Regions from separate parts of the Mus musculus genome. Here all the other regions are linked to region 1. The links are chromatin loops, found by intact Hi-C in ENCODE. Cell type or tissue: heart. All regions are shown on one strand.

The links. Peaks named below come from ENCODE experiments on the same cell type or tissue, not always from the same donor. Only the 100,000 strongest peaks of a DNase experiment are listed, where the experiment ranks them.
Region 2: a loop joins it to region 1, with 7 times the contacts of the local background. A loop is called at or near these places in 14 of 42 quality-filtered maps.
Region 3: a loop joins it to region 1, with 8 times the contacts of the local background. A loop is called at or near these places in 39 of 42 quality-filtered maps.
Region 4: a loop joins it to region 1, with 5 times the contacts of the local background. A loop is called at or near these places in 39 of 42 quality-filtered maps.
Region 5: it touches region 1 in a loop (2.4-fold over the local background); 5 of 42 quality-filtered maps call a loop at or near these places.

The regions. Positions count from the first base shown.
Region 1 is chr2:172,828,476-172,833,475 of GRCm38, reverse strand. No RefSeq gene overlaps it. Among named protein-coding and RNA genes, the nearest start is that of 1700055K11Rik, 29 kb to the left of the region's middle. In heart, CTCF peaks have their summits at 1,523 (motif pointing left) and 2,219 (motif pointing left); a DNase peak (open chromatin) is centred at 2,115; H3K27ac peaks cover 2,512 bases; H3K27me3 peaks cover 320 bases.
Region 2 is chr2:172,946,971-172,951,970 of GRCm38, reverse strand. No RefSeq gene overlaps it. Among named protein-coding and RNA genes, the nearest start is that of Bmp7, 9.2 kb to the right of the region's middle. In heart, a CTCF peak has its summit at 2,717 (motif pointing right); no DNase peak of the experiment used is centred here; H3K4me3 peaks cover 513 bases; H3K27ac peaks cover 2,995 bases.
Region 3 is chr2:172,993,351-172,998,350 of GRCm38, reverse strand. Spo11 (SPO11 meiotic protein covalently bound to DSB) reads right to left here. Exons shown (of 13, transcript NM_012046.2): 13 at 4,775-5,000. Among named protein-coding and RNA genes, the nearest start is that of Rae1, 4.3 kb to the left of the region's middle. In heart, a CTCF peak has its summit at 1,898 (motif pointing right); a DNase peak (open chromatin) is centred at 1,930; H3K27ac peaks cover 513 bases; H3K27me3 peaks cover 419 bases.
Region 4 is chr2:172,980,270-172,985,269 of GRCm38, reverse strand. Spo11 (SPO11 meiotic protein covalently bound to DSB) reads right to left here. Exons shown (of 13, transcript NM_012046.2): 2 at 3,178-3,291; 3 at 1,166-1,254; 4 at 332-398. Among named protein-coding and RNA genes, the nearest start is that of Spo11, 2.9 kb to the right of the region's middle. In heart, a CTCF peak has its summit at 1,914; no DNase peak of the experiment used is centred here; H3K27ac peaks cover 679 bases.
Region 5 is chr2:173,559,909-173,564,908 of GRCm38, reverse strand. No RefSeq gene overlaps it. Among named protein-coding and RNA genes, the nearest start is that of Ankrd60, 16 kb to the left of the region's middle. In heart, CTCF peaks have their summits at 1,390 and 2,871 (motif pointing right); no DNase peak of the experiment used is centred here; H3K27me3 peaks cover 748 bases.

The DNA.
Region 1 (5,000 bases):
TGTTCCTGACAACCTACTGGGCCCTGGCTTTAAAGCTGAGCTGCACACAGCCATTACCTGGGCAACTGGCCATTACCCTGGCAACTGGCCATGACAGAGTCAGGGAGACTTTTATGGGGGAGGAGGGATATCCTGCCTCCAGGGAATTCCAGGGCATGCTTTTACAGTCTTGACCCATCTTTGCCACCCAGCCTGAAGAGAGGAGTGATGGCTTCTGGGGAGGGTCGGCAGGCAAGCTGGGACAGCTCCAAGACAGGCAGGCAGTGGGGGTGGGGGTGGGGTGAGAGGTGGGGGTGTGTGTAATCCTCCCAGTGGGTTTCTCCCTTGTGTGGCTCCAGTTAATACCCTTGGAGACAGCACCCCTTCATTGCCCTCCACCCAGACTTGAATGTGGCCCATGTAAAAGCAAGCCCAAGGAGGCCAGTAGACACAACTTCCACAATGAACTTCAGAATCTGTTTACATAGGTGATGTGAGGAGGGGCTTCATGTCTAGCCCCTCCAGGGAGCAACACAAGCACAGGCAGGAGGGGAGACAGCTATCATTGTTTCTGTATAACCGTCAGCTCCTGGTTTTGGACACCCAGGAGCCCAGAGTCGCATTCTGATGTGGAGTCAGACAGACGTGGCTAACCTGGGCCGATTTCACATGTGCTCTGTCTGTCATATCGGAGGTTACAGAGGTATCCCAGTGCTCTGTCTGTAACATGCAGAAGAGAAGCATCGGCTGTGTCCTGGGCGCATGGGTAGGAGACAACCTTGCCTCATCTGGGCTCAGCCTTCACAGAGGTAGGAGGGGCTGAGAGTCACACAGGTGTGGGTTTGTGGGTTTGTATTTGCAGGACGGGGATGGGGTGGGGGGAACCTTCAGCTGTGCCAGCTGACTGCATCAGGACCCTCCCAGCCTGTGGTCCTAGCTGGGAATCACAGGCTGGGGATATACAGCCATCCTCCTGGCCTCTGGCTCTCTTTGCAGGTTTATGACTTAGTGTCTTTTGTTTGTTTATTTGTTTGTTTGTTTGTTTGTTTGGTTGGTTGGTTGGTTTTTTGAGACAGGGTTTCTCTGTGTAGCCCTGGCTAACCTGTAACTCACTCTGTAGACCAGGCTGGCCTCAAACTCAGTAATCCACCTGCCTCTGCCTCCCAAGTGCTGGGATTAAAGGCGATCGCCACCACTGCCTGGCATGGCTTAGTGTTATCAGTAGAGACAAGGTCAGGGCTCCAGGTTTAGGTCCTGAGGGGCAAGTGCCCACTAATCATGGTGACAGGCCTGCCTGGGCATACCAGTTCAGAGGAAAGAAGTGAGCATGCATGTATGAGTTTGTGTGTGTGTGTGAAAGAGAGAGACAGAGAGACAGAGACAGAGAAAAAGACATAGAAAGGGAGAGAGACAGAGAGACAGAAGGGAGAGAAAGAAAGAGACAGAGACAGACAGAGTGCAAGAGAGCAAGCAAACCCATGTGTCCTGTTGGGCTCAGGACTGCACAGTGAAGTCAAAGGTCACAGGCGCCCCCTGCTGGTGGTTGAGTTTTCCTGCCCCGCAGGCCCAGAATGATGACAGCCAACAGGAGCTGCAGAGGGCTGAGTAGCCCCTCTGCACGTCAAACATTCTGTCCCTGGGAAGTATTTATGTAGCAGCTACTGTGTGCCAGGTGTAACCTTCACCACGAGATGCCTCCCCGACACTGTGCATCTGGGTCCCAGCATCCATGACACCCACCTTCCTGACTCTCTCGTCTCCCTCCTGTGAGGGTGCACACAGGTCACGGAGGAAAATCTCCACACACCTATGTTCTTTCCCAAATGCATCTGAGAGGTCCCTGCAACTGTGACAGGTAGTGTCGCATGGTTTCTGGGGGGTAAGATGGACAGGTGACATTTGGGGGGCACTGCTATGAAGCCCCTGGATAAATCACTTTGGTTCTGAGCCTCCGTTTTGCTTTTGCTGGAAGCTCCTGGACCCTGAAGGAGGGTGGCCACAACAGGGCCTCCACCCCACCACCCTGTGGCAGACATCCTCTTCGGTAGGCCTGGCCACAGCAATACAGCATGCTTCTCAAGGATGTGCATACACCCGAGGGCCCTGGAGATCACCACCAGCCTTGTCACAGGTTAAAGAGAGGGGACAGTGTCCAACAACCCCTAGTGCTAACAGCCCAAGGTTCCTCCCTGAGGCAACTTCTGCTCTCTGCTGCCCTCTGCTGGATGAACGGATGCTGCAGCAGCACTCTTGGCTGCTAGGCTGTTTTCCTTCCTCAGCATGGCAGGCCTTGTGCTCCCCACACTGGGGTGGCCTCAGACCCTGTACCTACAAACAGTTGTCATTTCTGAGGTCTTTCTCTGGGCAGAGAGGTTGGTAAACTGAGGCTGTGTGAGCCAGGAAATCACTGATATTCAAGACCTCCTAATCCCGAGCTGTGCTGAGGCCCAGCTGTGTGACCTCAAACGAGACCTGAGCCTGCCTTGCTGGACAGGGCCTGTGTGGCTCTCTCCTCACTGGCCACTTGCCCGTATTTATGGATTAAATTTCACCTGCAGCCTGCTGGGGCGCTGCAGGAGCCCTGGCCTCGAGGCAAACCTGATTCCCTTTTAGTGGAGAAACTGAGTCTCTGAGGCGTGGAGCTACCAGCTGAGCAGAGGACCAGGCTGTAGGCTCAGGGTGGAGTAATCCTGCAGGCCTCCCCATAGCTTGCTGTTCTCTGGCCTCACATGTCCAGATTGGCCAATACATATGTTCTTGATATTATTTTTTTAATGAGGGAGATGTTTGAAATAAAGGACACAATGAAAACTCTTTGTTCAGTAGCCACCCTGTGTCTGGGACAAGAGGTCCTTAGAGGCGAGGAGGGGCTTCTCAGGCTTCAGTGTGTGTCGCTGTGGGTGTCTTGGCCTTCCTTCTTGCCCCCCCCCAACCCCCGCTTGGCCTCGAAACTCACAACAAGGGTCCCAGAGGGTGAGCCACACCCAGAACCCAAGCTCCCAAAAAGATGCCTTGGGGCTAGTTTCCCATGTCTTACCAGTTGCTCAACCACCCGAGGGTTTAATCTCAGCTCTTTCTAATTTTACAAATGCTCATAAGTTCAGGGCCAGCTTGGGTAATTGGGATTTTGTAAGCCATGCTTTGATTCTTGTTAGCAAGCCATAAATCCCTCTGACAAGCCTCTCTTTTGGGGAGAGTTTAATACCCTGAAGCCCACTAGAGTGCCACCATGGAGTCACGGTGCTTGAGGGCCTTAGGTGCAAAAGGCCTTGAGTCTATAGACAGGGATGTGAACTCATGGGAGCTGAGGGGCTCTCCAAAAGCCACACAGAGCCTCTGCAGCAAAGCTCTCACCCCTTCTGGGCAGCAACCTTTGATAAACCACTTGCCAAGGCTGACGGAGTTCTCTTTGAAGGATCCGTGATGCTCATGATCTCTGACACGGGAGGATTCAGCACTGTTGTGGGAGGGCTGTGGTTTGCTAGCCCCTGGTTTGAGCAAATCAATCCCTCTTGATGTTAGGGGTAAAAGGGGTCTCTGGGGGAGACATCCACCAAAGGAATTATGGGGTAGAAGGATCCCAGGTAAACAGCTTGTCACTGCCTCCCTCTTCAGGACCCTGGATCTTAACACAGGTTTGTATTCCAGGGACCCAACAGGGAAGTCATCACAAACTATCAGGGCGTCAGCTGGGTAGCAACGAGACCCTGGGTGCTGGTGGTATAGCAATGGACACTTGCCACAGGAGGTCTGTGACTTATGAAATAGCTGTCTCTGTTTCTTTCCTGTGGCTGTGACAATACCTGACAAAAACTCTTAAGGGGGAAGGGGTTTATTCAGCTCGCAGTTCCAGGTTATAGTTTGTCATGGTGGGGAGGCCAGAGTGGCCGAAAGGGTCCGGTCGCATCACTTCCACATGAGGAACAGAGCCGTGTGCATTTGGGGATGCTCAGCTGCTTAGCCCACTTAAGATGCATCTTCCCACGTCAAGAAGTTGGTCAGGAGACTTTCCCACAGGCATCAGAGGAGCATCTCCTGGTGGCCTTAGATGCTCCTGGTGACTGTCACCCTCCATTGGTCTGGCTAGAGAAGAGCCCCTGAGAGAGGAACCACACCCCGGCTGTGATGTCCTGGGCCAGGATGTCTCTACTAAGTGCCCCTCCTCCGTTCCCACTACCCCTGGTGTTTTTGCTTCTATCTGTGGCGCTGGAGAGTCTCCCCTCAGTTCCTTGAAACCATTCGGGTCTCTTTGTTGCTTCAGTTAGGAACGAAATAAACTGGAGAACAGAGAACCACAGGATTGTCCCTGGGCTTGAGGCTGACCTGAGGATAGACCGAAGCCACCCGAGCCAAGACTTCCTGCAGATACGGCAGACCCAAGATTTGCAACGTGGGGACAGGTGTGGGTGTGGGGGAGGGGCTCCTCATCTGGGCCTGGCCCATCTGAGTTTGAGGCAGCTTCGAGCTTTGCTAGCCACTGTGAGTCTACTGCAGCCCCCCAGGAACTCTGGGCTGTTCCCTCTCAGGCAGAAAAGAAGCCCTTCGAGGCTGAGTCCTGCCCACTGCCCACGTCTGCCCCGAACTAACCCATGGTGATGGAGGCCTGCTGGGACAGTGCGGCCGGTCTCCTCAAGCTCCTGGTCCTGGGAGACCCAGAACAGCCCACATCCAGTCTGTGTTTCCAGCAGTGGAGGCCCGCGCTCTCCACTCAAGGCCACCTAATTCCTGTGGCTCCTTTCTCACTCAGGCCCCTGTTGAGCCTAGAAACCCTGGGATGCCTCCAAAAGTCCTGACGTGAGCTGGGCTGTGCCTACTCTCGCGAAGGGGGCTCTGTCTCAGGGCTCTCTTCCCCAGTCCTACAAAAGCCCCAGGCTGACAGCCAACCTGTGGGCTTCAGCCGGCTCCGGGGCTACTCCGTGGAAGACTCAGGGATGCCAGAGCTTCTCGTGATAGGAACATTGGGTGAGTTTCCTGGCCATATGACCTATGGCCTCAGAAAGATTGATGGGCTCCTGTGGTTC
Region 2 (5,000 bases), 120 kb before region 1:
CCTTCAGTGTCTTAGTGTTGTGCTGTGTGGGATGGCTACAGACCTGATCTGAGAGTTCTTCTGAGTTTAGATGAGTTACTGAGGGTCAACTGTGTACCGAATCCGTGTCAGGCCCAGAAGATGCAGATGGTGGTGTCAGCATGGCCCGGGGGCCTGAAGATCATGCATGACTCAGTATCCAGAGTTGCCAACCCATTGACAACCAGGGCTCTCAGGACTAAAAGGGTCTGGAACTGGTCACAAGCACTGCTCTCCAGGAGTCTGCTGCTTATAGACCAGTTCAGGGGGATTCCCTGAGCCAGCCTGGCTTCATTCTCACCACTTGGATCCAGAAAGTAATGGAAAGGCTGAGAGACAGACAGGGACAGAGAGACAGAGACAGAGAGACAGAGACACAGAGAGAAACAGGACCAAGGAGAGAATGCCAAAAAGGCTTTCCATTAGGGACATCCCCCTGGCTTGGACTTTGTCAGACATCTTCCCTACAGCATCCCATGAGGGTGGGGGGTAAGTGGAGAGTGCACTTGTCCAGTATGTTTGAAGCCCCAGTTCCCTGGTTCTAGTCCTGCACCTCACAATAGCCCCAAACCAGTTCAGGAAAGCAATGCCCCCTTTCCATAGTTAAAGATGGGGCCTCTTCAAGCCTGCTGACCTTTGTGGACACTGTCACTTCCTAATGTTACCGACAGAAAGTTCTTCCTTCTTGGTGATGGACAGACTCATCGCGGAGAGGGTGAGTTACGTCACATAAAACTCATCAAGAAGACTGAGACAGGAGGACTGTCATGAGTTCAAGACGGGGCTCCACAGTGAGACCCGGTTTCAAACAAACAATGGAAGAACCAAACCCCAGAAGTCCCAGAGGCTTCCAGGTGGTGGCCTGGAAGAGGCGGGGACTCCTCTAAATTCCTAGACCTTCTCTTGCTGTGTGCAGCTGTGCTGTGGAGGGGACTTTGGTGCCCACATGGGGCCTCCTTCACAGCGTGTCTTCTAAGTCCTGTCATGTTGTTTTTATCTATAAAAACCCTGCCTGGGAGCCAGGCCCACTCCCCCCCATCCCCGGGCCAGTTTTATCTGCGCAGCTTGTTTACCGCTTCATTCCAAGACAAGGGTGTCTGAGGCCCAGATGCCTCCAACGTGCACCGAGCCTGGGGCGCAGGACGGCCGCCCTCTGTTGATCTCCTGCCTTCTTCAAAGATGAAAATAAAAGAACCAAATGTCTGGAAATTAAATTTTCTGGTTATAACGAGGCTTTTGAAGCCCCGAAAATCAGTCTTTTGTTTCTCTGCCTCCCCCCCCCCCACCTCTGCCCTGCTCTCTCCAGCAAATTCCCACATGGCATTTGGGAATCAAAGGATTTTTACCCCATCCTAACAAAACCAAGGCCACTGTGCCAGAAACAGGGAAGGACACAGGGAGCCACCGATTCCCACCGGGTGGGGTAGTGGGGCTTGAGACTGCTATCCTTCCTTGGATGTCACAGCTCATCAGCCCCAGAAGGAAAGGGCTTGCTATGAAACCTTTTGGGGTCTGGCAGCATGCCAGCTTCTGGCTCAGGGTGCTTGTTGATGGATAGACAGACTGCTCCCCCGGAGGATCTGGGGGCAGAACAGGCTGGGGGCGGTCTTGCTATCTTTTTGGTCAGGAGTAGTAGGTAAGGCCCTAATAGTGCACGCTGTGGACTCTGTTCCCGGGGAGGGAGCAGGCAGGTGTCTGTGCTGAGTTCTGTTGGCAGCAGGAATTTGGTCCTGACTGACTCGGCCACCCAGGTGAACGCAGTAGGGTAATGCTGACAGACTGACAGACAGAAAGGGCTGGCACAGGCTTGGAGCTCCAGCGGGTTAGAAGATGAATCTGGGTCCGCTGATGCTCACTTCCCACCTGCTGTTCCCTGCCCAACCCTTCTGTGTTTACCTCATGCCTAGCTCCTCAGAGGTCCTTTCTCCCAAAGCCTCTCCTTGCCTGGGTCTTTGTCTTTGCTTGAAGGGTTGAGACAGGGTCTCTCTGTGTAGCCCTGGCTGTCCTAGAACTCAATATGTAGACCAGGCTGGCCACAAACTCAGAGATCTGCCCGCCTCTGCCTCCCGAGTGCTGGAACTTGAGGTGTGTGACCCTGCTAGGTCTTGTCATTCACCCTTGTTCCTCTTCTCCCTCTCCCAACTAAAACATAAAGGCCAATGAACGTCTCTCCATTGTTGCTATACTTGATCTTAGCCAAAAGGCCGAAAGCCATTCTCCATCGTTGCTGCTGTAGGAAATTAATAAATGTGCGCGAGTAGTCAGTGAGTGAATAAGAGTGCGAGACTATTTTGGAGAGTTGTTCAGAGTGTGGTAAACGTGGAGGCTGCCGTTTTCAGAGACAATGATCGTGACACCAGCTGGCTCCTCCCTGGTCATGGCCATGCTAGCTCTGCATTGTCATCCTTGAGCAGGATCCCATAGTGTCTCAGCCTCTCTCTCTCTCTCTCTCTCTCTCTCTCTCTCTCTCTCTCTCTCTCTCCACAAAAAGAGTAAATCTGAAAAGTGTACTTTGTTGTCATGCTTAGAGCTGCGTCATTTGCCACTCTGTCCAGCTTGTATGGTGGCTTGCATGTGACAAGCTCTGGCTGGAGAGGCATAAGGTGTTGGTGGGTCCATTTATAGCCCACCCAGCCCCCCCCCCCAAACTTCACTAAAGTCATTTCATACATCCACAGTAGGTGGCGCTATCACAAAAACCAATGACCTGAAATGGCTGAGGCTTCAGGCTGGCTGGGTCCGAAGCAGCTCTCTGCTTTCTGTGTATGTGGCCCGGAACACATGCTTAGTTCCTTGGACTCTCAGATTCCTCATCTGTAGATTATACAAATGGTGTCTGTTTGGAAAATCGAGGAGAGTTTAAAGGTGATGAGGGTCATGGCAGCTGCTGCCTTGACAGCTGCCATGTCTGCTGTGTTCCCTGATTCTACTTACCCGGTGGGCACAACAGCCTGTTTGCAGAGATGCTGGGGTGAGCAATCTCACACCTGCAGTCAGGACAGCCCTAGGGATGTGTCCCTGGGCTCAGCTGGCAGGAGGAATGGAGGGAGCTGCTGTTACCGAGTGAGGGTTTTGTCTAGAATCTTCTGTCACCTGGTAGTCGTATGATAAGGACTTGCCAGCTGAGCCCTGCTGAAGGAGTCTATCATGTGTCTGCTGTCACTTGGCAGGTGATCGAGTATATTGCAGTTGGTTCCAGATTCTGAGTCAGGTGCCATCCCAGCCACTCCATAGTTCTCTCTGGAAGCTTGCTCATTCATTCATTCATTCATTCAATCAATCATGCACTCATCACTGGGCTCTACATGCATTCAGAAACCGTTCCAGCTCTCAGGGATGTGAATAGGTCAGAATAGACCGAATCTCCACATTTTAAAGTATTTTATTTTTAAATGTGAGAGAGAGAGAGAGAGAGAGAGAGAGAGAGAGCCTGCCTTTGTGTGGATAAGCACACTTGAGTGCAGTGTCTTCAGAGGCTAGGAAAGAGAGTCAGATCTGGAGCTGAGATTAATGGAGGTTACCGCATGGGTGCTGGGAAGTGAACTTGCATCCTCTCCAAGAGCAGAACTTTCTGTAAATCCCTCATCGTCTCTTCAGCCCCATCCTATATGCCCTGTATCTCCACAGGGGGAAGGAGACAATAGACAAGAAACTATGTTTTGGGTGGTGTAAAGTGTGAATGAGAAAATCCCCATGTCCCCAAGCCTATGTCTTGATTTTAATTCGCCAGATATGGAAGTTCTAAGCAACAGTTAGCATCATGGGCGCAGTGGACTCTACACTTGTTACTGGCCTCACAGTAAGGACTCCCAAGCAAAACAGGACTCTCAGCATTGGGTTCTCCTGGACTTGGACTCCGGCCTCGATGCTCATGACTGACTACACATATGCCTTCCCGACTCCCGTGGAACAGGAAAGCCTACAACCCCATGAAAGGTTAAAAGTCTGTGCTTTGCCGGGCAGTGGTGGCGCTCGCCTTTAACCCTAGCACTTGGGAGGCAGAGGCAGGCGGATCTCTGAGTTCGAGGCCAGGCTGGTCTACAGAGTGAGTTCTAGGACAGACAGGGCTACACAGAGAAGCCCTGTCTGGAAAAACCAAAAAAAAAAAAAAAAAAAAAAAAAGTCTGTGCTTTGACAGACACGGGGTAGTTGTATCCCTAATCTATTTCTAAGGAGGCTTTGCATCCAGTTTAAGCACACAACCTCAACTGCAAATCTCCAATGGGCATTGGCTTAGTCCCATGAGTCAGGACTGTACTAGTTAAAAGAGGCTTTATGGAGGATAAGAAAACCCACAGAGAGCCAGGCAGCAGTGGCGCATGCCTTTAATCCCAGCACTCGGGAGGCAGAGGCAGGTGGATTTCTGAGTTTGAGGCCAGCCTGGTCTACAGAGTGAGTTCCAGGACAGCCAGGGCTACCCAGAGAAACCCTGTCTCAAAAAACCAAACCAAACCCCCCCCCCCCAAAAAAAAAAGAAAAAAAAAAGAAAGAAAGAGAAAGAAAATCCACAGAGTGAGAAAAGATCACGTGTGTGTCTGTGCCTATATGTGTGTGTGTCTCTGTGTATCTGTGTGTGTGTTCATGCATGTGCGTGTGGGGTGGTGTGTGTAGGACTTTGGGTGTTCGCTATCATCCTCCAGTATCTACCTTTGAGACAGGGTCTCTCTCACTGAACTGGAGCTGGGCTGGCAGCCAGCAAACCCCAAGGGTTCTCCTGACTCCATTCCTCCACGGCGCTGGCTTTGGATGCAGGCGCTGGGACTTGAACTACGCTTCTCTTTCTTGTGCAGGAAGCAGTTTTGCCCCACTAAAGTCTCCCAGAAGGGTTCTGTGTCTGGCGGTAACTGCACACAGAGTGCAGGTTCTAACCGCAGCTTGGCGCTGAACCCTGAGTCAGAGCCAAACAGCATCTCTCCTGCTCTAAGAGGAAGACAACGAAGCCTGGATTTCCAGGGCTTTTGCTACTGACAAAGAAATCAATG
Region 3 (5,000 bases), 160 kb before region 1:
ATGGGGCCATCCCTGGGTTCTATAAGAAAGCAGGCTGAGCAAGCCACAGAAAGCAAGCCAGTAAGCAGCATCCCACCATGGCCTCTGCATCAGCTCTTGCTCCAGGTTCCTGCCCTGACTTCCTTTGCTAATGACCTGTGATGTAGACGCCTAAGCAGAATAAACCCTTTCCTCCCCAGCGTGCTTTGCTTATGGTGTTAATCACGGCAGTGGCAACTGTAACTAAGACAGGTGGTGTTGCAGCCTATGCAGCCAGCTTCAGATAGTTATCAACCTCGCAGGCCACGGGGAGATCATGTCGGGCAGAAAGGTCATCTTTCCCCCCCAGCTTTAGCATTCGTTACCATCCACCCCCTCCATCCCCTTGTTTCACAGACTGCGGACTATGAACCGTGGGTCCTGCCCCAGTGTCCTCAGAGCCTGCCAGTTACTGAGAAAATACCGAGCGCGTGAGGCTGCTTATGTGTCCTGGGTCCTCATGACCTTCTCTCAAAGAGCTTTAGATCTGTGATGTGAAATGCAGACCCGATAGGTCTGGGGCAGGCTGGAGGAACCACATTTCTACCACCTTCTCAGCTAGGGTTCTTGGACCAAAGACCCCACCAATGAATTCCAGCAAGGCTGTTAATGTCAGAGAGCTTTTAAAAAAAACCTTCATGCCTGGGCTGCACTCAAAAGACTCAAATTTAGTAGGTCTTGGGTGGAACTCAGGAAATTATTCTTTCCTACTTTCCCAGAGAGTTCTGAGATACAGCCAGGAATCCCTTCTGTTCAGGAGATATAAGGGCCTGGCTGCAAGCTGCCTGTCACATCAGTACACCAAACACAGCAGCGCCCATTCTGGGACCCTCTCTAAACTGTATTATGCAGAAGTAGACTTTCCCTGAGTACTCCCACTTCATCCTCACGACGGTCCTTTAGGGTCTTCCCTATTGCTATTGCCATCCTTGTCATGGCTGTGAGCTGGAAACCAGATTATAACATGTTCCCCTCCACAGAGGCAGCAAGTGAAGGTAACCCCAAAGCCTGGACAACACGAGAGGCAGTGTTGTCTCTTCCCTGTGCCTAAATCCCAAAGGGAGATCAATCATCTATGCACTCGGTATGGGTAAAAACTCACATAAGAATCAAAATACTGAAATTTTGGCTGTGAATATCACATTACCCTTATTGGTGAAAACTCAGGATGTATTGCAGTTTATAATTCTCTTCCAACTCACTGGGTATGCTTATAACTTTTGTTCTAGCCGGGCATTGTGGCACATGCCTTTAATCCCAGCACTCGGAAGGCAGAGGCAGGTGGATTTCTGAGTTCAAGGCCAGCCTGGTCTACAAAGTGAGTTCCAGGACAGCCAGGGCTATACAGAGAAACCCTGTCTCAAAAAACCAAAACCTAAACCAAACCAAACCAAAACAAAACAAAAAACCAAAACTTTTGTTCTAGTTAATTTTTCAACTTAAACAATATTTAATTTTGATATTTTATTTACTTGTTTTTATTTCCTGTATGAGTATCTGCATGTACACCTGCATCAGACTCCATTATAGATGATTGTGAGCCACCATGTGGTTGCTGGGATTTGTACTCAGGACCTCTGGAAGAGCAGTCATTGCTTTTAGCCATTGAACTATCTCTCCAGCCCCCTAATTTTGACACTTTTATTGGAAATTTCTCATAGGCTGACTTAAGGTTTGCAAGCAGTTTGGAGGCCAAGTGTGGAGGTTTGGGATCGGGGCACCTGGAGCCAGTTAGCTCAGGAGGCCTGAGAAGCGCTCACCAGAGGTTTCCCGGCCTCCCACATTTTCCTTTTAGGAGTCTTGCGCTTTCCCAAAGTGACTTGGAAATAATTTTAAGGAAATTACTACTCAAAAGAATGTAAGGATTTGAGTGCCCAGCAAGCTTTCGCCAGCAGAGGGCAGCCTTGACTTGTCTTAGGTAGCTGTAATTGTGGGGTGTGCATGGGGGTGGGGAGGGCAGCCCACTTGCTGACAAAGTCAGTGTTGCTCCACACCACCTTCTGCAGACACCCCAGTGTTTCTGTTGATGTGCACTTGTGGCACAGTTTTCAGAGTGTCTGATCTCTCCAGCAGCACCCAACAGATCCCTGTCTCACTAACAGTCAACCAGGAGGCCTGAAAGAAGCCCACAGGGACGGCCAAGAGGATTTGCTCTGTTTGGAGGACATGCACTGTTTGTCTCCTCGCATGAAATCATGACTTCTGAAGTCACTTAGCATCACCAGTAATAATGACAGTTCAGCTCCCAGAAAGTGGGCTGTTACATGCAGCTTTTGTTCTCCTTTTAAGTGAGGGTCATTGTGAGCCCTTAAGGAAAAACCCAGACTCTCTGAACATCTTTTGTGGTCCTCGTTCCTCCCCACTCTAACTATAAACAGATTCCAGGCCTGTCTTCTTGCACATGGGTCAGGGTACCTTGAGGGCATGTCTGTTGCCAGCTGCCGTTGGGAAGAGCTGTGGTGCAGTAACGCTTTCTGAAAGCAGGTTTTGTGAGCTTGAGCTCTAGATGGCCCCCAAACTGTCTGCACCAGTCTCTCATGTGCATCCAATAGAGGTGGGCAGCGGAGCCAACTCCTCAGTGTGGCAGATCTGCTATTTCCCAAATAATGGGAAATTATTTTAAGAAAATTTCCAGTCATAAATTTTAGATAATTTAATTAGATGACTGAATTTGCAAGCCATTTTGAAGTTTATTTCCAAATTTTCATGACCACTGTAGACCTGTGTTTCCCTCCCATTTTTTGACAAAATAGCCTAACCCAGATGTTCTTTGGGTTAAATATATTTCCAACTTGACATTTTCCTTTTTAGCTTGTCAAAATTCAGTGACATTATTGCATATTGGTACTGGGTATAAATTTAAAGAAAAAATTTTAATTTACAGAAAATTAAAAATTTTTATGTCTCACAAGAAAATCAAGTCAACAGCATTTTAAAATGTTCTCATAATCAGCCACCAAACATGGACACTATTGCATACGCCAGCAAGATTTTGCTGAAAGGACCCTGATATAGCTGTCTCGTGTGAGGCTATGCCAGTGCCTGGCAAATACAGAAGTGGATGCTCACAGTCATCTATAGGATGAAACACAGGGCCCCCAATGGAGGAGCTAGAGAAAGTACCCAAGGAGCTGAAGGGGTCTGCAACCCTATAGGTGGAACAACAATATGAACTAACCAGTACCCCCAGAGCTCGTGTCTCTAGCTGCATATGTAGCAGAAGATGGCCTAGTCGGCCATCACTGGAAAGAGAGGCCCCTTGGTCTTGCAAAGTTTATATGCCTCAGTACAGGGGAATGCCAGGGCCAAGAAGTGGGAGTGGGTGGGTAGGGGAGCAGGGCAGGGGGAGGGTATAGGGAACCTTCGGGATAGCATTTGAAATGCAAATGAAGAAAATATCTAATAAGAAAAAAAAGGAAAAAATGTTCTTTTTTAAAATTTTTATTTATTTATTTATTATATGTAAAGTACGCTGTAGCTGTCTTCAGACACTCCAGAAGAGGGTGTCAGATCTCATTACGGATGGTTGTGAGCCACCATGTGGTTGCTGGGATTTGAACTCCGGACCTTCGGAAGAGCAGTCGGGTACTCTTACCAACTGAGCCATCTCACCAGCCCAAAAAATGTTCTTAAAACAAAATTTTCAGAATCCTGTGTGTGCGGGGCCATCCTAACACCATAGACACGACCAGAGGCTTTTATTTAGCACATGCAGTGTGCACACAGGCTGCATGGGGAGCAGCACATTCTATGTCCCCGGTACTACTTATTTATTAGTTTGTGGACATGTAACAGTCAGTCATTAAACCTCCCCGCACCCCCACCCCCTCATGCACAAGTGGAATGGAGAATAACGTACTTAACTTACACGATGAGGCAAGTCAGCATTTGTCTAGATGGATACCTTCCATGTGATTCGCATTGGGTCTCTGTGTGCTGGGTCTACATGTACCAGGTCTACATGTACCTGGTGTACTGGTCTGTGCATACTGGGTCTATGTGTATTGGGTCTGTGTGTACTGGGTCTAGATGTACTGGGTCTACATGTACCAGGTCTACATGTACCTGGTGTACTGGTCTGTGCATACTGGGTCTACATGTACTGGGTCTGTGTGTACTGGGTCTATGTATACTAGGTCTGTGTATACTGGGTCTGTGCATGCTGGATCTACGTATACTAGGTCTGTGTGTACTGGGTCTATGTATACTAGGTCTGTGTTGAATTCTCTGCTGCTGATGTCTTGGAACTCTACACTCTGAACAGGGCTGCCTTCTCCGTTTCTCTGTAGCCCCTGCATGTTCTGTCATTTGTCCACTGAGGTGGATGGCATCATTCTCTCCTATGCTACAGTGGCCTTGGGTAAGTAGCACCTCCAAGCTAGAGTCGGTCCTGAGAGTGGAATGAGAGCACGTGTACACAGTGGCAGCTCAGTCGCACGGGCAGGATGGATCCTGTTCTATCGGCTGCTGCAGAGCCTTACACACTCAGCAGCACCCCCTCTTTTGGAAGTGTGCAGGCTTGCGACAGTGGAAGCTTCTGTTCCTGTGGGGATGCACGGAGACCATAGAGGTTCTTGTCTGACAGGATCATAGTGGAGGTGGAGGAGCGGGGAGCACGGTGTGCTGTAAGAGAAGCCTGCTTGCAGTAAATCTCAGCGCTCAGGACAGGTGAGCCGAGTTGTATGGTGGGTTCTGGGACAGTGTTATAAGTGGAGAACCACACTGAACGGAGCAGAAGAAGACGTGGGACACTCACCAGTGTGACTATTTGTTTATAACAAGCTTTACTAGTTTCACAGGTACATTAACAGGGCAAGGCACCTATACCATGAGGCAAAAGAAAGTACTAGAGGAAAATACCTTGTGATTCCTTCGCAACCTCTCAAGGTTCGCTTGCTGTTTTTCTTTGTTGCTAGTGAGACACTTCATGCTACACTAGCTATGTTGCAAGAAGTAAATATTTTTATAGACTTTTAGAATAT
Region 4 (5,000 bases), 150 kb before region 1:
CAGCTTCGTGGCCTGTTCACAGCATGTTTTAAAAGGTAATGGGTACTGGAGGGATGGCTCAGTGGTTAAGAGCACTGGGGGCTCTTCCACAGGACCTGGGTTCAATTCCCAGTTCCCAGATAGTAGCTCACAAATATCTGTAACTCTTGTTCCAGGGGAACTGACACCATCTTCTGGCTCCTTCAGATACCAGCAATACACGTGGTGCACAGGCAGGCATGCAGGCAAAACACCCATACACATTAAATTTAAAAGTAAAAAAGTTAATTTAACTAAATCCCCCACTTCATTGCATTTTTTGAAGATGAATTTGTCAGAATAATATATTTACCTCTTGGTTGCATAAGTGTCGCTCTGTATTAATTTATAAATCATGGACAATACTTTCAGAATCAGAGCTGGAAAATAAGACATAAGAAGCAATTCACTTCTCTCTCTCTCTCTCTCTCTCTCTCTCTCTCTCTCTCTCTTTACCAATTTGAAAGATAATGTTATCAAAAATGATTGTTGGTTTTTGGTTTTGTTTTTGAGACAGGGTTTCTCCACTGTCCTGAACCTTGATTTGTAGACTAGGCTCACCTCCAACTCACAAAGATCTGTCTGCCTCTGCCTCCCGCTCAAGTTCTGGGATTGTCTCCATTGTCTGGTATACTTTTTTTTTTTAAAGATTTATTTATTTATTATATGTAAGTACACTGTAGCTGTCTTCAGACACTCCAGAAGAGGGCGTCAGATCTTGTTACAGATGGTTGTGAGCCACCATGTGGTTGCTGGGATTTGAACTCCGGACCTTCGGAAGAGCAGTCGGGTGCTCTTACCCACTGAGCCATCTCACCAGCCCTGTTTGGTATACTTTAACAATCATCTTTCTAAACGAGAAAGCCTAGAGAAAGCACAATCTTCTAACAACTCGGGTAAGAGTAAGTGCTTTCTGGTAGCCAGCCAGAGTAATGCCCCTAAACACGACCTAGAACAGCGTGCTTACGTTGAATGCAGCGTGTTCCCGATATTACTGACAATGAAAGCTCTAGAAATTTATTTTAAGGTCAGGCTACCTACTAAAGAACATGTGAAGCTATCCAACTAGAAAGAGAGCTAAGCTCTAGAGATAACTAGAGCTTGACCACTGTGTTCTTGCTCACTCAACGCCATCAGAGTAACTTACCGAATTTCTTAACTGATTTTGGTGAATCGCTTCTGATTTTTCTTGTGGTACACTGAGGTATCATCCGAAGGCCGACAGAATCATCAAACCTGCAGTTTTGTTCAAAACAAAGGATCAAAATGAGAAGGACTTAACTCCTGAATAGCAAACACACACTAGACCGGCTGCATATCATGTACACATGCGCAGAGGACAGAGGCTGGCCTTGAGAAACATTCTGTAGGTACCACCCATCTTGTTTCATTAGACAATCTCTGTCTCCTTGTCCCGGGGCTCACCGGTTAATGTAGACTGGGTGATCTGCAAGCGGCAGGGCCTGCCTGTGGCCACCTCCCCAGCCCTGGGATTACAGGCACATGCCTAACACATCTGCTCCCCCACACACAGCCAGCGCTTCAGCCACTAAGCCGCCTCCCACATTGCTTCCGTGTGTGGGCACTGGAGCTTAGGGACACGGGAAGGTTTAAATCGCTGCAGGTAGTTACTAGTGACTAGCTAAGGGTTAACTGTCCTAAACATGCTTCAGTGTGGCCTGTGCGTATAGTTCTTGGTTAATAGTGTATATTAAGTACTTACACATACTTTACCATTATGTATTTTAATCATTTTGCCATTACTCATTCTCAGTTAATTAGTTGGCTCAACTTAATAATTTTTGAAAAACAAATTTTTTTCAATTTACCCACCAAGTGACACTGTGTGAACTACTGACATTAATTTGTTAAACTGAACCTCCCAGGTTCTCCTAAAGGTGGCAGAAGGCACCAGGCACATGGCAGCTGCTTGGAAGCTGTGTGAAAGCCATTTTTCACAAGACATTTTCCAAGTATAGAGCTTATGCTTTAAAATAATACTTACAAAGGATCTCTTCACCCTATTCCTCTATTTCTGTAACTTTGACAAAGGCTGAGAACCATCTGTCCTTCGGTAGAGAAGGCGATACAGGCTAGAAAGGCCAATCCTTTATCACTAGACTGGAGAATGTGGATAAAGCTCCCAGAGCGAGCGAGCAGCGCTAGGACAGGGATCCGGGCTGAGCCTGTGCTGAGTTCAGAATGCTTGCACTGTGGTCTGCATGTCGACACCAATAGCAGCTGCCTGAGCAATGGCTTGCCTTTGCAGACTGGAAGACAACTACACCCAGAGTGTCTCCCTAGTGCTGAGAGCACTGGCTGCTTTGAACTAGGGCCAACAGACTTTGAACCTTGCCCTCCCTCAGAGCAGCTCTAGTTGCTAACCTGCTTGTCTTTGCCTTATCTTTCACACTGTCTAGTTTATATAGCAATCCTGTGGAGCACGGATTTTGTAAACCTGCTAATTTTTTACGGGGCAAGTGAAGAGGATGAAAGTAATAACACGTGACTGTAGCTCTAATTCAAACAAATTGAAATAACAACATAGGTACTGAATTTTAAAAGAAAACTTCAGGGCTGGAAAGATGGCTCAGTGGTTAAGAGCACTGACTGCTCTTCCAGAGGTCCTGAGTTCAATTCCCAGTAACCACATGGTGGCTCACAACTGATGCCTTCTTCTGGTGTGTCTGAAGATAGCTACAGTGTACACATATTAAATAAATAAATAAATAAATAAATAAATAAATAAATACTTCAGGGGCCAGGCCTGGTGGCACATGTTTTTAATCCCAGCAGGGAGATTTGAGGCCAGCCTGGTCTACATTGTGAGTTCCAGGCCAGCTAGGGAGTATAGTGAGACTCTGTCTCAAATAAATGAGACTTCAGGGGCTGGAGAGCTGGCTGGGCTAAGAGTGCTTGCTGCTCTTATATAGGACTGAGTTTCAGCTCAGTTCCCAGTATTCAATATCAGGTGGCTTCCTAAGAGTCTGTAATTCCAGCTCCAGGCAATCTGACATCCTCTTCCGTGGAGACTCACAGGCACATGCACTTTCAGACACACACACACACACACACACACATACACACACACACACACACACGCAGGAGCACGAACACACATCTTTTTAAAACAGAGAAATAAAATTGCAAAATGCCCACATTATGTTTTCCCAGCTCGATCTGTTGTCTATTGTGAAGGCAGGCACTTCATTTCTTGCCAAGCTTTTGATTATGTCTTGGATAATATTTTCTATAGCTGTAAGAACCTCAGAACTGAAACAATAAACACAGTAAGATCTAATTTTATACCATGTAACATCTCCCAGATCAATACAAAGACAACCTCCCAATCCCCACCCCAACAGGATTTCTCTGTGGAGCCCTAGATGTCCTGGAACTCATTCTGTAGACCAGGCTGGCCTCAAACTCAAGAGATCTGCCTGCCTCTCTTTCCCAAGTGCTGGAATTAAAGGCATGGACATCTACCACCTGGCACAATTTCTTTATTTCATCATATTTTTGTTGTTTTGTTTTGTCTTGCTTTTGGAGACAAGGTCTCACAAGGTAGCAAAGGCTAACCTGGAACTCACCATGAAGTTCAGAATGGCCTCAAACCCACAATCCTCCCTTGCTTTCCTGGATGGTGGGATTGCAGATGTGGACCACCCCTCCTCGCTTCTGTTTGTCTCTTTAAGCCTTGCAAACACATGTCAGTAACCATCTCTCTTACCAAATTCTTACCTTGGCATGGATTCCAACAACTGTTCTCATAGCGCTTACTTACAAAAAATTAGATTTACCTGTAAATTCCTCTTTCAAAGAACCCTTTTGCATTAATGACGAGCTAATATAACTTACAAATACATTTTTTATTTGCTCACATTAACTTACTTCAATGTCGCTGAACTTCAATACAGACTTGGCTTGAAATACTACTGTAAAAATGTTTTAACTGAGGATGATGTAAGACTAGCTTTGAACTTCCTTCCCAAGAATTCAATGCAGAAACATTAACACACATATACGCTCCTGCAAGTGAGCAAGCGCGCTCGCTCTCACACACATACATACTTTCTTATAGCACATTGCCCTAAAATTGATATCATGACTAAAAATTAACCATCTTAAATTGTAATGATTCAAAAGGAAAAAAATTAATCACTACAAGAAAAGAAAAAAAAATGAATTTTGTACTAAATAGTTCACTTGGCCACAAAAAAATCATGCCTCTTTACCACAAAATATCAAGACTGAACCCAGCTTTCTCCAGCTGGCTGTTAATTTCACAAACCATCAGTTTAAAAAAAATATATATCTCAATCATTTTAAGCAACATTGGCACATTGCCTAAGGAGGAAAGCCAAGCTAAACAAAGAAGATGGGCAAAATGTTGAGTTTTAACAACCACACAATTCTCAACGTTTCTACTGTGTGTATGTGGGGGGGGGGATAGATCAGAAAATGGATTTTAAAACATTTACTATTTTCTAACACAATTTTTTTCAAAGTTTGGAATAGGCTGAGACAAATACTGAAGGTCAAGATATAGTCAGGTGAACCGTAGGAGAGTCTCTGTAGTTGGTTGTGAAGAAATTACTTACAATATGTTCATCTGTTCCCTTCAGGTTAAAAAAAAAAAAGTCTTATTATAAATTACTTAAAATGTGATGATGTCCTTGTTAGTTCTGAGAAATTAATTAGTGGTAGTTCAGAGAGTAAACGCTTTTCACTTTCTCTTTCCTCTTCTATCCCTCACTCCCAAACCTATTTTACACACACACACACACACACACACACACACACACAATTTTTTTTCAACATGGGGTTTCTCTGTCTAACAGCCCTGGCTATTCTGGAACTACTGATTTCAAACTCAGAAACCTGCCTGCCTCAGCCTCCCGGTGCTGAAATTAAAGCCCAGCTTTCATTTAAAACAAAAACAAAAACAAACAAAACAAAACAAGACAAAGCCCCATAAATCC
Region 5 (5,000 bases), 730 kb before region 1:
AGCCAGTCCTGTTGGCAGAAGAAACAGCCCAGGGGAATTGCCTACCACAGCAACTCCTTGGTGAGCAGGAAGGAGGGCAGTTCTGTGGTCGGCTACACATGCTTTAGAGACTCCCTCTGCCCCTAGATATGTGGCATTAGACCAACCAGGGGCAGCTCTTGGGGTCTCAGCTGCCTCATGTGGCGCGTTCGGGGTAGTAAAACCTGCCCCTGTTGCCACCAGAGAGATGGAATGCCTGGCTCGAAGCAGACACTTGAAAAATGGCAGGCATTATTCGTATTATTATACCACCAACACTTAATTTGCTTAAAATGTTTACTCTCTGAGAATCGATCCCCTCCCGGATTCCAGAGAGGCTCATAAATTCTCAGCAAACCTTATACAATAAGAGTCTCCATCCAGAACTAATAATTCCCAAAGTGGGAGATTAATAATTTCCCGTAAACTTGCTGGTCTGGACATTAAGTGGTGGAAGGCTTTCTCAGCAACTCATAGAGCGCCCCCAGGCCAGAGCCGCTGCAGAGGAACAACAGGCTCTCAGGCAGAGGAAAATTCCAGTCTTCAGGCCCTGCCCCTGCACTGCGCATTGAATACAGAGGCAGCCAGTGGAGGGCACAGAAACCCATTAACATTTGGCAAAACACCGGGGTTTGTGTTCTGCGGAAATGTCAGGGATGCTGCTATATGCGTCACTTGAAAATTCAAGAGTGGAGCTCAATTTGGGGGGCTCGAGGGTGGCATTTCTGCCTGAGTCCTGGAACTTTCTGCAGAGCGGGCACAGGGGACATGTACATTGGCCAGGGGGACACGTGTATAGCCCTCACGACATCCGGAAAGGGGTCTGTCCTCCATCACTCTAGGAGTACACATCTGGCCACGGAACAAGAAAGCCCAGTGTCCCATCTGCCCCAGGAAATCACGTCCTGTGTTCCCACAGCATCATCCTTGACTTGTTTGGTTGCTATATGTTCTAAATTTAAAACGGAAAAAATTAAAAAATACCAATAACATCTGGGGCTCCAGAGTGCATGTGTGTGTGTGCCTGGGAAATGTCACAGGGATGTTTAGAGAATTCCATATCCTTGCAAGGTTATAACTCACCATTTCCTGTCCAAATCCCAGTCTAGACCCAGCTCCCCAGCTTTGTGGAAGTCCCAGAGCATAAGATGTTTATATATGTTGAAACCGCAGGCCTGGATGATAAGGCCTTGAGTATCCCTTGTGCCCAGCACGGGGTATGTTGGGGGGCATAGTTTGCAGCTTTTGAAAGACCATACAGGGTTGGAGGGATGTGATTAAGGGTGTTAGCAGTCCTTATAGAAGGCCAGGATTCATTTTCCAGCTCAAACCTACCTGTAACTTCAGCTCCAGACCCCCTCTTCTGGACTCTGTGGTCACTGCATGCATATTCCGTAGATGTATGCAGACAGTACGTAAACACACACAAAGGCATACATGCATGCACATACACGTTCAGGGACACACGCACACACGTGTTTTTATTTAAAAAATCATTTGAGGGTCTTGGGATGTAGCTTAGTTGACTGTGTAATACCTGTGAGGCCCTAGGTTCAATTCCCAGCCTTCCAAAAACTGGGTGTGGATGTCAGCTGGAATTCGAAGTTCAAGGACATCCTCAGTTACACGGTGAGCTCTAGGTCATCTTGGGCTACATGAGACCCTGGTGGGTTTTTTGTTTGCTTGTTTGTTTTTAAAAAAAGACTTGATCTTGTCTTGTATACTGTAAGTACAAGCCAAGGGACTGCCCGGGATGTGGCCCTAAGGGTTGGAAATATTTACTTGATCCCCAAGTTATAACTGTCAAGAGACACCCTGTGTATGTTTGTCCATGTAGATTTAGGCATAAAGAATGATGTTAAAGAGGCTGAGGCCCTGGGTCCATCCACACTGTATTGGGGATCAAGTTTGATTCCCAGAAACCAAGCAAAAAGCCAGATTGGTGGAGACTGAATCCCTCGGGGTCTGTTGGCCAGCCATTCCAGCCTATTGGAGACTGGACCCCTGGGGGTCTGTGGGCCAGCCATTCCAGCCTACTTGTAGTAGGCTAGTGAGAGCTCCTGCTTCAAGTAACAAGGAGGATGGAGCCTGAGGAGAGGCACTGCTGTGGACATTTGCCCTCCACAGATGTGTGTGTGTGTGTCTGTGTGTACACATGCATACATATACACCTTACACATGTTTGCACACAGAAGGACACACTTGCACATATGAATACACATGCACACACACATATGTGCACACATGCATGTACACTTATACATGCATAGGAGTGCACACAAGCACAAATATACACACAATGCACACAGACACATACCCACACATGCACATGAGCACACACAAATGCATATGCTCACATACACACAAAATAGTCACACAATATACTCATACAATGCACGCACACCCACACACATTCTTGCACACACACACACAAAGAAGAAGAAAGGAAAAAGACCTGTCCCATCATAGCTCTTCAAAGCTGGGGAATTTTGACAATGAGCCCTTCCAAGGTATTTTTGAATGCCGTATACAGTGAATGCACTCAGAGCATTGAGGTAGGGGGCATAAGCATTATGCCACAGCAGGTCAGTCAGGTTTCCTTAGACATGCCTGTGGGGCCGAGCACCATCATGCAGTGTGGACTGAAGGGTGAGCAGACATGTGCCCAGACTCCCCAGACAACTCCACTGAGATGCCTAAGACAGGTGCAGTGACAGGGACCAGACCCCAAAGCTTCCAGAACTTTTAAAAGCCCCCAACTCCTGGATTCTGAAAGGAGCCCCTCCCAGACCAGCTCAGAGCTAGCTTCTGCTAGGCAGTGCTATTGGGAACTGCGACTGCAGGCTGGAGATGGAGCTACCACCAGGTGTCGCCTGGAGACCACAGATGGATTCCAAGCCAGAGACTGGAGGCCAGCCAAATCCCCCTTTCTCCCTGCATTAGAACCTTGTGCCTCAGGTTTCCCCACCCCATTATTACCTACTGTTTTCATCTTTGCGTAGGTGAAAAATAGTTTTTAAAACATGTAAATTTGTATTTTCTTAAGATAGTGTCTCATGTAGCCCAGGGTACTTGACTCCTTCTGGACTCATGTCTTCCAGTTTAATGGCCTTCCAGGGGCTTAGGAATCATGGTCTCAGGGTTAAGGGTAAGAGGTAGCTAGCTTTAAAAGAGAAAAAAAAATGTAAGGGTCTCACTATTATGTTGCTCTGGCTGCCCTGGAATTCAATATGTAGCCGAGGCTGGCTTTGAACTCATAGAGATCTACCTGCTTCTTCCTCCCAATTGCTGGGTTGAAAGGTGTGCGCCACCATGCCTGGCTTGTAAATCCACATTTTGACCTCCAAACAGAGGGGTGCCTAAGACCTTTCAACTGTAACGGGCATTGTAATGCAACAAGAGAGGGGAAGGCACCTCCAGGGCCAAGCCTTGCTCCTCAGCTGAGTGCAAACCATGCGTGTACACGGAAGGGCTGGCTGTGATCTAAGACACGCACGCGCAGAACCACATGCAAAGATTTCAGAACAGCATCCAGCTCGGCACCATGAAGTTCTGGCTGGGGTTCTGAGATGGCCCGTAGAGTGTGTTCCCACCTGCAGGCAGAGTCCTTCTTGGAAAAGAACCGAAAAGAAGGTCCACCTGGAGGCCAAGAGCGTCAGCTGCCAGCAGGTTAGACAAGTGCCCTGTGTGGCGGTGGGGTCAAGGAGGTATCTGATTCTCTGCTTGCCATCCAGCAACGAGAGAGGCGTGTTTTACCTCAGTGTTCCTGCGCTGGGGCCCACTGGGGCTCCGTCACCACCTTCCTTACCTCACAGCCATCTCTTCCAGGGACAAAGCCAGCCAGATGGCTTCTTTAGATCATCCTGGCCCTCGCCAGACCCCTGCTCCACCCTTCATATAGCCTTCTCTGTGTGTGCTCATGCTTGAGTGTGCACGTGCAGGTGTGTGTGGTGGCCATGCTGGACATGAGTTATCTTTTTCTCGCCTTTGGGCTGCTGAGGTGGCTCAGCAGATAAAGGAGCTTGCTGCCAAGCATGATGACCTGAGTTTGATCCCTGGGACGCACGCGACGCATAGGGAAAATTGACTTCCTCAACTTGTCCTCTGACCAGCTCCATCTGTGTGCACCCGCACCTGCCCCCTATACGCATAATGTAACACAACATTGTTAAGAGAATCTCTAAGCGAAGGAAGCCTAAGCTTGCTGATTCAGCTACACTGGCTGGCCAGCAAGGGCTCCTCCTGTCTCTATCGCTCCAGAGCAGGGTTTACAGGAGTGTCCCACATACCACTTACATGGGCACATGGATCTGAACCCTGACCCAGATGGGAAGTCACCATGATTCACTCCCATCCTCCGTAGGCTTGGGGAGGATATATGTGAGCCAGAGGAGAGACGAGCCGATGCAAGGCACCAAAGTGTGGTATCAAGGAGGGTTCAGGTCAAAGGACAGATGGCAGCAGGTATTGGCAGGCAGGTGGGGGAGTCTGGCCAGGCTCTGCTGGAATGAGCCATGAGATTCTTTGGAAAAGAGCTTGGGACATCTTCGGATGTCGGACACAGAAATACTGTGAGACCCTTCAAGCCCACTCCATGGTACATACCAGAGAGAACTTGAGCTATAATTCCACACAGAAAGGCACATACGGTCATGTTTGTAGCACCTTTGCCTACATGATCAGAAAATCTAGCCACCCAATTTGAGGTGTTCATACAGGGGAATATTAGTTACCCACAGAAAGCAAAAAAAAAATTTTTTTTTAATTAAACCTAAGTGAATGGGTCAAACCCAGTTACGAGCTACAAATAAAACCCACAGCAACAGGAACTTAATACCGGTGGCCAGTGGGGAGGCCTGCCAGGAAAGGCAGGGTAGGAAGTGAGTTCAAGTAGCCCGTGGGCAGGGTGCACATGTTGGGGTGTCTAATGGAAGTGATTGTTGCACAACAGTCTAGAAACTTCTAGATTGTGCACTTTAGAT